Regions from separate parts of the Homo sapiens genome. Here region 1 is linked to region 2. The links are chromatin contacts, found by Hi-C in ENCODE. All regions are on one chromosome and are shown on one strand. Each heading gives the region's core, a stretch centred on a gene start or an enhancer-like site at or near the end of the contact. The rest is flanking DNA. Distances are from core to core; before and after follow the strand shown. Region 1 holds the start of GNG5 (G protein subunit gamma 5). Region 2 holds the start of ADGRL2 (adhesion G protein-coupled receptor L2).

What was found. Hi-C counts contacts between places; a loop is a spot of excess contacts on that map. Pooled maps may share reads with other maps.
Region 1: a map of ascending aorta shows a loop between it and region 2 (8-fold over the local background). The contact joins the promoter of GNG5 here to the promoter of ADGRL2 in region 2. A Hi-C loop is called at or near these places in 2 of 168 maps with a recorded cell type or tissue (ascending aorta and heart left ventricle) and 8 of 50 pooled maps.

Annotation. Positions count from the first base shown.
Region 1 is chr1:84,505,151-84,507,850 of GRCh38, reverse strand. GNG5 (G protein subunit gamma 5) reads left to right here and starts at 1,270. Exons shown (of 4, transcript NM_005274.3): 1 at 1,270-1,415; 2 at 1,550-1,840. The coding sequence starts at 1,760. It overlaps SPATA1 (spermatogenesis associated 1), which reads right to left and starts at 1,465. Exons shown (of 14, transcript NM_001397487.1): 1 at 1,433-1,465. RefSeq lists silencers at 1,545-1,624, 1,875-2,004.
Region 2 is chr1:81,799,454-81,802,292 of GRCh38, reverse strand. ADGRL2 (adhesion G protein-coupled receptor L2) reads right to left here and starts at 1,359. Exons shown (of 24, transcript NM_001366006.2): 1 at 1,225-1,359.

The DNA.
Region 1 (2,700 bases), core at 21-2,520, 2.7 Mb before region 2:
ACTGTTTCGGCCTAAAACACTGCTTATTCCTCAACAGTCTCCCTCACAGAAGTAATTATTGGACCATATATTCCCTAAAATCTCTTCCAGCATTAACATACCACGGTTCTAAGAGTTCAGTGATATATTTTACAACTACTGTAAAACAGATCATTCTTTGAATAGATACTTGTGTTTAATCTTACAAATCTGTAAAGTATGAATGACGTTTTAGCATTATACAGTCAACAAAGCACCAAAGGTGAAATAATTACAATACCTTTTGGGAAAAGACAATATTTATTGAGATAGCTTTCACATTCTTTTTACATATAATGTCATTTCATTCCGAAAAACAACTCTACGAAGCTGTATAATTTACTTTGAAATAAGGAAATAAAGCCTCAGTAACTTAAGTGGCTTGCCCAAGAATACCGTAAGTAGCAGAGCCAGAATTCAAACCCTGGTTTTAACCCCAATCATTACATCCGTATGAATTAAGTAAAATGCTAAACTTACGATGTACATTTTTGCGAACTGATATAAACTGTTGAGTAAATAAATTAGATTTTGTTGACCAGTGCAATTACACATGCTTCCCTAATAAAAAATTTGAAATCCATTAATGATAAAATTATTAACATTAATGGAAAACATCAGCGCATTCGGAGATTGACTACCCGAAAAGAAATAGGAAACATCTGCCCTTAGTGCTGTGACATAACACACATATTTCCGTGGATGAAAGAAAGACCTACTGGCTGAGCCTATTTTGTTTGGTTAGACCCTACCCTCTCTCCTAAAAACTCCTTTGGTACTCAATTTCAAGCAGGAGGTAATAAATTACAACGGAAATACTAAAGAGCAAACTTTCCGGAAACACAAAAATAAGTTTTATTTTAAAAAGTACAATAAGCATTAATTCTCCAGAGTAAATGGGTAACCGAGCAGACAGGTGTAATCTTCAGCCAGCACCTTGGCTTCTTCACAATCTCCTTCAGAAAAACCGATTCAAGAGCTAAGAAGCCAGTAAAGTCAAACCTCGAGAAGATCCCTTCTCCAGCGAATCAGCGCCCCTGCTCCCCGCCCGCCCGGCTCCGCTGGGTACGCGACAGCGACCTCCGCGCCTGCTCTCCGCCTCGGGTCAGCGGGGCTGGGGGTTGGGGGTGGAACTGAAAATGCCTGTTGGCCAAACTCGGGTCACAGAGAGACACGCCTGTACGGGGCGGGGGTGTGCGGGTGACTCACGCCGGGTGCACAGTAGCTCCTACGCCTCACCCAGTATCTCCCCTCACTTCCCTCAACCCTTCCCACAAACTGGGAGGAAAACTGAGACCTCCTGGTCACCCGCCGCCGGGCCTTTTAGAAACTCCCACAAGCTCTGCCTTCCCTCCCTGGTCCTCTTCAGACCCCCTCTTAGTTCTTCGCGGCTAACGGTAAGCTCTCTCCTTACCTCTCCCTAATCGGCCCCTCTGGAGAGGAAAAGAAAACTTAAGAGTCGGGTCGCGCTAGCCTCCAGCAGCCGCCGCGCCCACCGACTGCTCCGCCCCTTCTCCTCCCCCTCCTCCAGGCTCGCGCTCGGGGCCGGGTGTGGAGCTGGAACAGAGGGCTGGCAAGGCGCGCATGCGCACCGAGGGTGGAGCCGCTGAGCACAGAACCGGAAACTTAGAGACAAAGTTCGGAGCCCCGCCCCCGCCGCGCGCCGCTGAGTTGTCTGGCCCCGCCGACCCACGGCCCACGACCCACCGACCCACGAATCGGCCCGGCCGTCGCGTGCACCATGTCTGGCTCCTCCAGCGTCGCCGCTATGAAGAAAGTGGTTCAACAGCTCCGGCTGGAGGCCGGACTCAACCGCGTAAAAGTGAGCGGGGGCGGGCGGCCGAGGCGGGAGGAAGGCGGCGGCGGCGGGTGGGATCCGGCGGCCCAGCTGGCGGGGGCGGGCGGGACACGCGCCGGCCCTCGCTTCCCCTGGAGAGGACGCGCGCTCAGCGGCGGCGATCGGGGAGCGGCCAGCTTTAGAGCAGGCGCCGCGTGGGTCTACGCTGTGTTTTAGGGGGACGATTAGTTCGCCCTTCCGCCCCAGGACTTTCCGAGGCGGGCTGGCCCCTGGGTTGAACCGTGGCCGACATTCCGGTCCTCCTCCGTCTCTACCTCCCTTGGCAGCCTTCTCGGCTGGTCTCACCAACAGCTGCGCCTCCGCGCGCTGTCCGCACCCTTCCTTTCCCACTTTGCCAGCCTCCTGTTTCTCATCGGACAGGGTATTTTCCGACTTTTGATTCAGAGCAGACTTTTCTCCCATTTGATCTTTCCCAAACCTACTTCCTTTAGTATTAAATTCTTACCTTCAACTTCTCTTGTCCGTTGAACACATACTTTTAAGCGAATTATTGCATAACTTAAACTGTGGATTGAATAAGCATTTTTCGAAACGATCCTGGAGTGTAAAGTTCCGGTCAGTGCCCCGTACAACCTCGAACAAAGCGTGCATTTCATACCTATGGCACAGTTTGCTCATATTTGACCTTGGGGATATCGACTGGTCCGCATGCCGGAGAAAATGATTATTGTGGGTAATTATTGGTCTTATTTTGGCGTCTGGTTAGTATTGGCCTTGTCTTGGGGTACTTTGGGAGAAAAAGCCTTTTGTCTGTGTTGATAGAATAACTTGACATTCAAGTGCTGTTCTAAGTATTTCCTGATTTTTACAGTCCTAAATGGATT
Region 2 (2,839 bases), core at 110-2,609:
GCAAAGCAAACAGGTCTCCGAAGCTGGGCACAGAGGCACATTGTTCGCTCCTGCGGCTCTTACCTCCGTCTGCGAGCGCGCCCCGAGGGAGGGCCGTCTGGCGTGGGGGCCGCGCGGGGACAGGCGCGGAGGGCAGCGGCTACCCCGGCCGGAGAGGGCCGAGGCCGGCCGCGAGCGGGTCCTCGGCCGCCGAGTCCGCGCGGGAGGCAGCGCCGCAGCTCCCCGGCCGGACACGGCGCCGCAGCTCGGCGCGTCCTCCTGCTCGGCCGCCGCCGCCTCCAGCCGAGCAGCCAGCGCCGGGCGGCTCCTGGGGTTAAGTCAACATTTTCCCGCAGTTTCCCACACGCCGCTCTTCGAGAGAGGTCTTTCACACACACGCACACACCCCCAGACCGCACGCTCCCTTAGGAAAAAAAAATCGGGAATCAGAGCGAAAGGGGTGGTGGAAGCAAAAGCCTGACAGAGGTGCGCAGACTTGGGAGTCCCTTCGAAGCGACGGGCGGGAGGGCGCCGGGGGCGCGAGGCCAACTCAGTTTGTCAGGCGAAGCCCCTCAGCCCCCCGAGCGCCCGGCCGGAATAGCATCCCTCGCGCCGACCCTGCGGCCTGGGGCGGGAGGCGGCGGCGACCCCTCCTCACATTTCGGATCTCCCGGCCGGGGCTGAGCGGTGGCCGCTGCCCCAAGGAAGGCTGGCGGCGCAGACTCGGGCTCGGGGAAGCAAGGAGTAGCCGGGAAGAGCCACGCCACACACAGCAGCGGAGGGGAGATGCCCCCCAACAATCCCAAGGAATTCTCTGGTAAGCTCCCGATTTCGCCCCAGCACCTCTGCGTGTGTGTGAGCGGAGAGAGAGTGAGAGGGAGCGAGAGGGAGAGAGAGAGAGACGGGGGAATGCGAAGTCCTGACACAGACTCTCCGCGAGGTCTGAACTGGAGTCACCTCCAGCCTCCTCCTCCTCCTTCCCCCAAATCCGCCCTCCCCGCCAGTTGGGCTAATCATATAAACATACTAGCGTGTACAGCGTCAAAGGACAAATCTCTCCCTCCTGAGTTTTCCAGCAAGGGGCTCGGGCAAACTCAAAAGAAGATTACAGGCAGCTAAGTACAAAACGTGGAGCAGATAATCTATAACTCATTGTCGCCCAATGGCCGTTTTCCACTCCATTTGAGCAGCTGCTGCGGCTGTGCGCCCAAGCGGCGGGGAGGAGGAGCGAAAGGGGATACTTACGGGCTCGAGCCCTTCGGACGGCGGTGGCGGTGGCCAAGCAGCCGCCCGAGGACCAGGCCGGCCCCGGCTCCGCCGGCGGGGCGGCCGCAGGGCTGTCCGGGCGGCGGTGGCGGCGAGGGACGCGCGCGCACGGCCGTGGAACGCGCCCCGGAGGCGGCCTGCGCCAGCTCGCGCCCCTCCCCTTCTCTCCCCTCCCAGTCGGTTCGCGCTCCCCCTACCCCCAGGTCCCCGAGCTCTGCCTCCAGCTCCCCCCATTAACACACCCATTCAACCGCTAACCCCTAGCCCACCCCCAAACTCCACTCACTGCGCGCTGGGTCCTCCGCGCGCTCCGCCGGCGCGCGCTCTCCATCCTGTCCACACACATGCACTTTAAAAACATTTATTTTATTTCTGGAGTGGGTGAAGAGTATTTGGGAGAGCGCCGCGAAGCGCGGCGCTCCGAGGCTGAGCGCAGGGGGATGACCAGCGGCTCGGGGCCCCCTCCCCTCTAGGCCCAGGAGCTTGCTCCCGGCCTGGACTTCGGAGAGGCGCCCGGGATGCGTCTTTCACCCACCCCGTCTCCAGGTTTTCTCTTTTCTCCACGCACCGAGCCAGAGGCCCCGAAACTTTTAGTTTCCGTAGCCCTCCTTTTGTGTAACTGCATGGAGGAGAAAGAACGTCTGTTCGCCGCGGCTGCCTCCGTCCGGCTGCGGCGCGCGGGGGACGCTCCAGGGTTAATGCGTCTTTGATACCTGAGATTTCCGGCGCGCTCGTTAATGAAAGTTACATTTTTTTAAATTGCGATGATTTTTTTCTTTGTAGTTACGTAGAGCCAGCTAAACTTTGACTTTATTGACTATATTTCACAAGAGCGTTTTGTTTGTTTTTGATTAAACTCACCAGGATAAGCAAAGGAAGGAAAGGAGACTACAAGGCTCTTTACTCTCAAGTATAGTCACAGAGCTGTTAGGTCTGTTTCCCTCATTTCCTTACATTGAAACTGCCTTTGCTCTTGTCCTCTGAACACACTTCCTTGCCCCTCTCGGTTGGCAATGTCAGCAAACAGCCAGGCAGAGCCTACGATGGACCTAAGCTGAAAGGAACAGAGCAGGACAGGGCGAATCACGCTGGAAAAACGTTTAAAAGCCAGTTAAGTGTCCTGTGCATGCCACAAAATTCAAACATGGATTTTTTTTTTATTGCAAAATTTCTGAGCTGGAAGCAGCTATGTTTTCAGATGTATTTGTAAACCACTGATTCTACTAATGAATGCAGCCATCAATTAAATAAGCATATTTACCTTTTTTTCAAGAAAAAAATGATTCTCCAATATTTAAAACCTAGAAAGTAGGATAAAACTTAAGCTGCTTTGCTTTCAGAAACAATAGGTACTTTTTGGTGCTGCAGGAATGTTGCAAGCATCATACTTCAGGAATCATTCCAAACAATGTTATTAATATGTCAACAGCAGATTGTTCAAAATACATGAAGATCCTAAATACCTATCAGTATTTTGTCAGAAAGCCAGATAGGTGTAGTACTAAAGTAAATCCAATCCAACTACTGGTCAAGTTTGTTCTTGACTTGTAGGAAATCATAGGTTAAATGTACGTGTGTCCAAATAACTAGAACA